2 separate regions of the Homo sapiens genome follow, and region 1 is linked to region 2. Evidence: chromatin contacts called from ENCODE Hi-C data. All regions are on one chromosome and are shown on one strand. Each heading gives the region's core, a stretch centred on a gene start or an enhancer-like site at or near the end of the contact. The rest is flanking DNA. Distances are from core to core; before and after follow the strand shown. Region 1 overlaps PDE4B (phosphodiesterase 4B). Region 2 overlaps JAK1 (Janus kinase 1).

What was found. A loop is a pair of places that touch in the nucleus more often than their neighbours do. Pooled maps may share reads with other maps.
Region 1: a loop to region 2 is called in a map with no recorded cell type, with 3 times the contacts of the local background. The contact joins two enhancer-like sites. A Hi-C loop is called at or near these places in 1 of 168 maps with a recorded cell type or tissue (transverse colon), 1 of 37 single-sample maps with no recorded cell type and 2 of 50 pooled maps.

The regions. Positions count from the first base shown.
Region 1 is chr1:66,275,681-66,279,716 of GRCh38, reverse strand. The region is part of intron 7 of PDE4B (phosphodiesterase 4B); the gene reads right to left. Among named protein-coding and RNA genes, the nearest start is that of PDE4B-AS1, 230 kb to the right of the region's middle. Within about 2 kb of position 1,401, at least 6 of the 41 ENCODE cell types and tissues checked have a DNase peak (open chromatin) inside an H3K27ac peak, as active enhancers do.
Region 2 is chr1:64,862,138-64,866,418 of GRCh38, reverse strand. JAK1 (Janus kinase 1) reads left to right here. Exons shown (of 25, transcript NM_002227.4): 8 at 1,447-1,632. Among named protein-coding and RNA genes, the nearest start is that of JAK1, 100 kb to the left of the region's middle. Within about 2 kb of position 2,203, at least 27 of the 41 ENCODE cell types and tissues checked have a DNase peak (open chromatin) inside an H3K27ac peak, as active enhancers do.

The DNA.
Region 1 (4,036 bases), core at 152-2,651, 1.4 Mb before region 2:
GAGCCAAATTCTTAAAGTGAATATTGTCCTACTGCTGATTCTGTTTCTGTAGAGGACCATGACTGACACAGTCCCTATCTTGATGTATCTTACTTTTTTTTTTTGAGACAGAGTCTCGCTCTGGAGTGCAGTGGTGCAATCCTGGCTCACTGCAATCTCCACTTCCCGAGTTCAAGCGATTCTCTTGCCTCAGCCTCCTGAGCAGCTGGGATTACAGGAGTGTGCCACCACATCTGGCTAATTTTTTGTATTTTTAGTAGAGTCGGGATTTCACTATGTTGGCCAGGCTGGTCTTGAACTCCTGGCCTCAAGTAATGTATCTTATTTCTTATTTCCAAACGGTTTAAACTCACAATCAGAGTCTAGGTCTTATTCACACAAGTACTCCTCCTTCCTCTTGGCTCAGTGAGATGCCATAATATAAAATTTTAGCTTAAGGAGTGCACACACACCTGACAAATAATGAAGGAAGAACTTATGCCCATGACATAAAGAGCTATGATGCTTTTAGAAAGCAACATAGGACATGTACAGGAGGGAGCAATTAGGCAGGACTCATCATTTGAGGCTTTCCAGAGGGAAGTATTTAAATTAGATTTAAGGGGCCTATATGGAAAATGGTTTGGAAGTGTGAAGAGCATGCAGAGAGGGGTAAATCAGGGGAAGGCCTTGCTCTGTGGATGAGGAAAGCCAGACTGCCTAAACTTGTGATGAGAGGGAAGGAATAAAGGAAAACCAGGTCAGTGAGAACAGAGACCCATTGTGTTGACAAAAAGCATGCAAAGAACCCTTATTTTCCCCTGGGATATACAAGTAACAAACCAGCACACATGCACGTATGCATGCACACACCACACACACACACAAACACACATACACACACACACACGGCACAGAACTGGAACATTCAGAGAGCTGAAGGATTCATTGTTTGTCCGGGCAGGTACCCCGTGCAGCTGCATGAAGCAATAAAGGAGCTGCTGCTACTCAATGCCTAAAAGACTTCCGAGCTTACAAATATGTGAAAAGCTTCTTCCAGTGTTTATTCACTACACTAAAGGTGTGTGTTTACTTCACAGAACTGAGCCCTTGTTCCTTTGAGGCCCTATTAGCAATGCAGGGATGAAAAGGAAGTCATAGTGTTATGTTCTTAGTAGGATGACTGGCTCTTTTGGTGAGACTGTCCTTCCAAAGGCAGCAAATGGAGAACTCCGGAGGTTTAGCCTTGCATTTGCTTTCCAGAGAGATAGTCACATAGCCCAAGAGAATGAAAAAGCTCTTTCATGAGCCCAGTTTTCTTTTTGTGCAGATGGCAGTCCAGATTGGCATCACAGATTCTGAAACAAATTTTTGTTCCACGGATGTTATTTCAAGTTCCCCAAAGCTGTAGCAGCTGGGCAGCTGCAAAGTCATTCAGTTTCTCTGGCCCCATAAGCAGGCTCCTCCTTATCAGAATATACCCCAGTTTCAAGAAAGCCTATTTTCCCATGAATAGGACAGCAATCTTTCTCTTCTTTTAGTTACAATTTATTGCACTACCTCTCTTTCCTTGTTCATTCTTTTTTCAGTAAATATTTTTGAACACCTGCCTTGTGCCAGGAACTAAGCATACAGTCTAGTGTATAAACAGTCAAGAAAATAGGCAGTTACAATATATTAAAAACAACTAATATTTATTTAGTGCTTTATGTGTGCCAGCCACTGTTCTAAGTGTTTTAATTTTGCTCTTAAAACAATTCTATGCAGAAGGTTCTATTATTATCCCCATTAAACATGTAAGAAAATCAAGACCCAGGGATGTTGAATTACTTCTCTACAATCATACAGAGAAAGAAAGGTATTGAACTAGAACTAAGTGCAGGCAGTCTTGCTGCAGAGCCTGTCTTCTTAACCAGGAGGTACATGGAAGGGGCAGGAGCTGAGTATTATTACAGAGAAAATACAGGTACTGGGAGCATGTATGAGATGTCACTAACCCAGACTTGGGGCTCAAAGAGAAGTTGTGTATTTAAAATGCATATAAGGCCGGGCGTGGTGGCTCATGCCTGTAATCCCAGCACTTTGGGAGGCCGAGGCACGCAGATCACGAGGTTAGGAGTTGAAGACCAGCCTGGCTAACATAGTGAAACCCCATCTCTACTAAAAATACAAAAATTAGCCTGGCGTGGTGGCGCACACCTGTAGTCCCAACTACTTGGGAGGCTGAGGCAGGAGAATCGGTTGAACCCACAAGGTGGAGGTTGTGGTGAGCTGAGATCGTGCCACTGCACTCCAGCCTGGACAACAGAGCAAGACTCTGTCTCAAAAACAAAAAATAAATAAATAAATAATAAAATAAAATAAAATAAATAGAATGCATATCAGATCACGTCAATCTGTTTCTCAAAATCTTTTAATGGCTCCCAACTGAATTTGCAGTAAAATCTACATGTCTACCATGACTTACAAATGTTCTGCTTAACCTGGCATCTCTCAGTCTCTGTGGCTGCGTCCCTTACTGTTGTTCAAAGTGCCCAGTTCTCTGGCTGTGGCATCTCTGAGGTGTTGGTTACTCTCTCAGGACCACCGCCCCTCGATCTACCCCAGCTACTCAGTGTTCAGGACTCCAGTTTAAAGTCATTTATTTATAGAGTTCTTTCCTATCTTCTAATCTACTTTAGGCCCCAGAATGATAACAATAATAACACTAGACTAATGATAATGATGATAATGATAAATAGTGATAAAACTAATGATCATAATAGTTAAACACTAAATACTACTGGGTGCCAGGCGTGTTCTAAATGCTTTACGTAAAATAACGCATTTAGATATTGCCGCAACCCTAATGGTAAGTACTAGTATTATTCCCATTTTTACAGGTGAAAAAGTGAGCCAATATCATAGCATTCTGTACTTTCCTTCATTACAATTATCAAGTGTATAGTCATGAATTTATTTATGCATTATTTCCTGGGCCGTAAGATCTATGAGATCAGGGTCTGAATACATTCTCTTCATCACAGCATCCTCAGTGGCTAACACAGTGCCTTGTATACAGTATGAATTTAACACGTTTATTAAATACATTAATGAATGAATAATGGACGTGTGAGATGTATTTCTCTCAAGACTTACACCTTTGCTTACTACTTACAATAAAATGGATAGATGAGAAAGAAATTAAAGAAAGTCCTCTAGTATGTAATAATTATTAAGGTTGTTGGTAGTCCAGTCACTTCGCTTTCTTGCTATGACATTTTCCCCATCCCCTTCTTGATAAGCTATAACATCTGAGGTTTACAGTGGGATGGAGGCAGAGACAGTGTGGTTTAGACTGCAGAGGAAAGAGCATGGGTTTTCAAGAAATACAGATCTAGCTTTCAGTTCTGATTCTATCACTAACTTTGTGGTCTTGAGTGAGCCCCACATACTTCCTGAATCTTCTTTTTCCAAATATGTGAAATAGGGGCAATAATATACGCAAAGAAGTTTAGTTTGGAGAATTAGGTGACGTGATATATTCAAAGGGGCTAGCACTGTGCCTGGCACATACCAGAAATGGAATAAGCACTAGCCCCTTACCTTTCCTGAAATCAGAGGCACACATGTGGGCTTTGGACATTATCTAGTTTATTAGACCAGCAGTGCTAGCCAGACTAGACCCTAGAAATTTGAAGCCCCAAATACAACTGAGGGGGCAGAGAGAAAATAGCATTATCTGACCTGGCTGCCTGTAAGATTCAAATAAGCTGGATAATCGCCATGGTCCCAGCTTACTCTGTGGACACAGCCAGACAGGGGGTAGGAAAAATACAGAAAACTCCAAGGGGTCGCTTTTGGTGCTTGTCAACAGCTCTGACTGGGAGGAAGTCAAGACAATAAACCAAGAAAAAGATCCAGTGAGTTCTGTTGCCTGTTCTCTATTTTGAGGGGACAGTCCCTGCTTTGTTTCCCTCCTCTTGGGTGAAAGGCTGTTCCCTGAAATGCTCCTGGCTTCCGAGAACAGTTCTGGAGGCAACTTCATAATGTGCTGGCTCGGGGTTGATCAGAAGCA
Region 2 (4,281 bases), core at 954-3,453:
TAGGCCTCTGGCTCCGTGAAATTGACTAATTGATTTTGCTTTATGGGAGCTTCTTTATGAGATATTTATTGGATGAAGAAATAGAGCAGAGTGGCTTAAGAGCATGGGTTTTAGACCCACGTCGACGGGGTTCAGATCCTAGCTTCATGACTTATATGGCCTTAGGAGAGTTATTTCACCTTTATCAGCAGCTAAAAATTACTCCTCTGTTAAATGGAGGTACCTACTGTCTAACTCATAAGGTTGTGAAGAAACTAAACGGCATTTAGCACAAAGCCTGGCAATACAATAAATGTTGAATAAATTATTATAGCCGTTACAATTATTATTACTGTAATTAATAATATTAAAGTAAATGTGGGTGGGTGCAGTGGCTCACACCTGTAACCCCAGCACTTTGGGAGGCTGAGGCAGGCAGATCACTTGAGCCGAGGAGTTTGAGCCTAGCCTGGGCAACATGGTGAAACCCTATCTTTACAAAATATACCAAAATTAGCAGGATGTGGTGGCACGTGCCTGTGGTCCTAGCTACTTGGGAGGCTGAGTTGGGAGGATCGCCTGAGCCTGGGAGGTCAAGGCTACAGTGAGCCATGACCTTGCCACTGTGCTCCAGCCTGGGTGACAGCAAGACACTGTCTCAAAAAATTAAATAAATGAATAAAATATGAGACTCATTTTCTCCTCCTGTTTTATTCTCATGCTAAAACAATAATGCTTGATACTTACTGAGGGTTTTCTGTATAATAGGTATTATACTATGTTAGTTAGCACTTGTCTAATCTCAGAGAACCCTGTGAAGATGTAAGCTATTTCATGAATAAGGAAAATGAGGCTCAAAGAGATGATGTAACTAGTTAAGTAATTGGCAGAGGCAGGAACTTAACCTAGATCTCTGGTCTCCAGGGCTCATGCGACACAAAATATTTTCACTTGTGCAGATATATATTATTCAGTGTGTAGATTATTTCAAGCATGAAATTCGTGTCTTCTCTGGAAAATCCCGACTTGAGTACTGTTACAAAGTCAAGACGATTGGTGATAGGAGAAAGCTCATGTTCAGCTCAGTGGTAACTGGGAAGAGTATGTTATCTGTTTGTGTCAGAGCATGTGTAGTAGTCTGGAAGTGAGGAGACCTGAATGTAGATGCATGTCTAGTGAGCAGTGATTTCCCTTTCTGAGTTTCCGTGCACATTGCGTATTATATAGTTTAGACAGTGTGCTCATTAAGGTCTCTTCCAGATATGAAAGCCCAGGATTCCCTGATACAACCCAGTTCTTTGGTCCTAACCCTGCAGGTGCCAACTCCCCCAATCCTGCAAGTCCAGAAGAGCTGGCTTTCTCTTCCTTGGACCTAGGCCCTGCATAGGTTTCCCAGCAGCACTGACCTTTTACCAATAGAAAATGAAGAAAGCAACTTAACCCTGTCCCTTTTATGTATCTTATCAGGTTGTTTCTGTTGAAAAGGAAAAAAATAAACTGAAGCGGAAAAAACTGGAAAATAAACACAAGAAGGATGAGGAGAAAAACAAGATCCGGGAAGAGTGGAACAATTTTTCTTACTTCCCTGAAATCACTCACATTGTAATAAAGGAGTCTGTGGTCAGCATTAACAAGCAGGACAACAAGAAAATGGTAAGTTTGTCCCAGAAGCTCTTAAGTCTGGATCTGGTGATGAGAGGGAGAATTGCTGAGTTCCGTTCTGCAGCACATGATTTTCAGAGTTCCTGTCCTAAAGAGAAAACAGGATTTTCTTATTGAAGCCAAAAAGTTCCTATTACCAAGGCATTCTCAGTGTTTTAAAGTTACACCGATACATTCCAGTGCCTTTCTTTGGTCTCAGAAATGTGAATCTGCCTTAGGATTTGCTTCCCTCCCAAATACACCTCAGCATCAATATTTAATTCACAAAGCTAGTGGATTTGAAGGAAAAGAAAACCAGCGAATGTCAGTGTTTCCTCCCAAGGGTTCTGGCACGGCCTCTCTGCTGAGCTGAAGTGCAAAGCAGGAAGCCCCACGTTGCCCTCAGGCGAGCCTCGGCCACAGTGGCAGTCATCGATATGGTGTCAGGCACACCCCAGTGACTCTCGGACAGAGGAAAGGGTGTTTAATCTCACTTCCTCTTTTTTGGTATCACTTGAGGACATAATCTAAACAAGCAGGAAGTGGGAACTCTGCCAAAATAAACCTGTTTGTGTCAGGGGAAGTCACAGCCAACAACATGCAGAGAGAGCGGCTGGTGAGACAGCTAGCACTCTTAAGGTGAGTGGAGCCAACACCAGGAAAGGCCACATTCTGCCAAAATGTGGCAGATACTGTGTCACAATGATAACGCTCAGTGCTGAGGAAGAGCCTGGTGATACGGTTTAGGGCAGACAGTCACTCTCTTGTATTCAGAATAACTTGTCTTTCTGATATAACCTTTTGGAAAACAGTTTGGTAACCTGTTAAAAGCCTTGAAAATATTTATATATCCCTCTGTTCAGGAATCTAGAGAATGAATCTATCTTCCAGAAACAATGTGAGAGGCAGGTTATGGTTTATGAATAAGAATATTCATTCCAGTAGTAATTAAAGTGTCAAAATTCTGAAAATAACTTAAATATACAATAATAGGAGAATAGGAAAATAAATCACAATTTGCCTGAGAAGCAGAATATTAGAAAATCAGGTTGCTGAATTTTTTAATGACCTGGAAAAAAGGTCAGGGGAAAAAGCAGGATATAAAACTTTACCTATAGAATGGGACCAGTTTTGTTCAAAATATCAATAGGTATGCATGTATATACACATGCTCTTAGAAAAATAAATATTAACAGCTACTTATTTATGGTGGCATTATGAGTGGTTTTAATTTTCTTATTCTCCCCTCCTTTTTTTTTAAACAAAAAACTTACATTAATTTTATTAGAAAAATATAGTAAAAACAAAGTGAAGAGGGAGAAGTAGAAGAGCTCAGATGGATGTTAATGGAAAGATGCGAAATGGAGGGAGAAAAGAAGAAGTGCTGTTGATGGAGCACATCCTGGATATCAGGCCCCGTGTTATATGCTGCATCCTGGATATTAGGCCCCGTGTCATATGCTGCATCCTGGATATTAGGCCCCGTGTCATATGCTGCATCCTGGATATTAGGCCCCGTGTCATATGCTGCATCCTGGATTTTAGGCCCCGTGTCATATGCTGCATCCTGGATATTAGGCCCCCTGTCATATGCTGCATCCTGGATATTAGGCCCCGTGTCATATGCTGCATCCTGGATATTAGGCCCCGTGTTATATGCTGCATCCTGGGTATTAGGCCCCGTGTTATATGCTGCATCGTGGGTATTAGGCCCTGTGTTATATGCTGCATCCTGGGTATTAGGCCCCCTGTTATATGCTGCATCCTGGATATTAGGCCCCGTGTCACATGCTGCATCCTGGATATTAGGCCCCGTGTTATATGCTGTGCCTGTATCTTGGTCTGTCTTAGTCCTTGTAAGAACCTTAGGGGACTGAGCATCAGCTCTACTTGAAATGAGGAATCTGAGACTAATCAAGAGGCATGGGATCTTGCACAGGGTCACTCAGTGAGAAAGTGGCAGGCACTTGCCCAGCTCTGTCTGGTTCCTGCCTGTGCATTTTGCCTGTGTTGCTTTGGCTTCTAAGGCGTTATCATCCCCCAGAGACCCCGAAGGGAGTGAGGGAGAGGCTGACATGTCCATGATCTGGCTCTTCAACGTGGTGTATGCCTGGTGCACATTTTATGAGCCTGCCCCATCCTGTCCTGTCCTGGTTGACACAGTCAAGTCTAGCACCAACACAAGTTGGTGCACCCATCATCTAAGTCAGAGCTCACCCTGGCCACATGGGCCAATGACTCTATGCCAAGCCACAGTGCTGTGGAGGGAGCAGGAGGAGGGCAGGAAGAAAGAAATACTTGATTCCTCCATTAGTTTGTTTTTCTTTACCACGCTAGCCCTTACTGTGTGTCAGGTACTTCCTATTCTGAGCACTTCACAAATACCACCTATTTTAATTTTCATGTCAACCCTATGGGTGAGTATGATAAGGGGAAACTGAGGCACGAAGAGGTTAAGTAACCTGTCCAAGGTCACAGAGCTGTTAGGTTAAAGCATTTGAAATTGCCAATATTTGACCATTTTGACCTATAAAAATGATGATTCCATATGCATAACCCTACTAGCAGGTGGAGAGGCTGCGATTTGAACCCAGAGCAGCTGGCTCTAGAGCCTGAGCTGAGGGTTGACCACTGCTCCATGCTGCCAGTTTAGAATCTCAT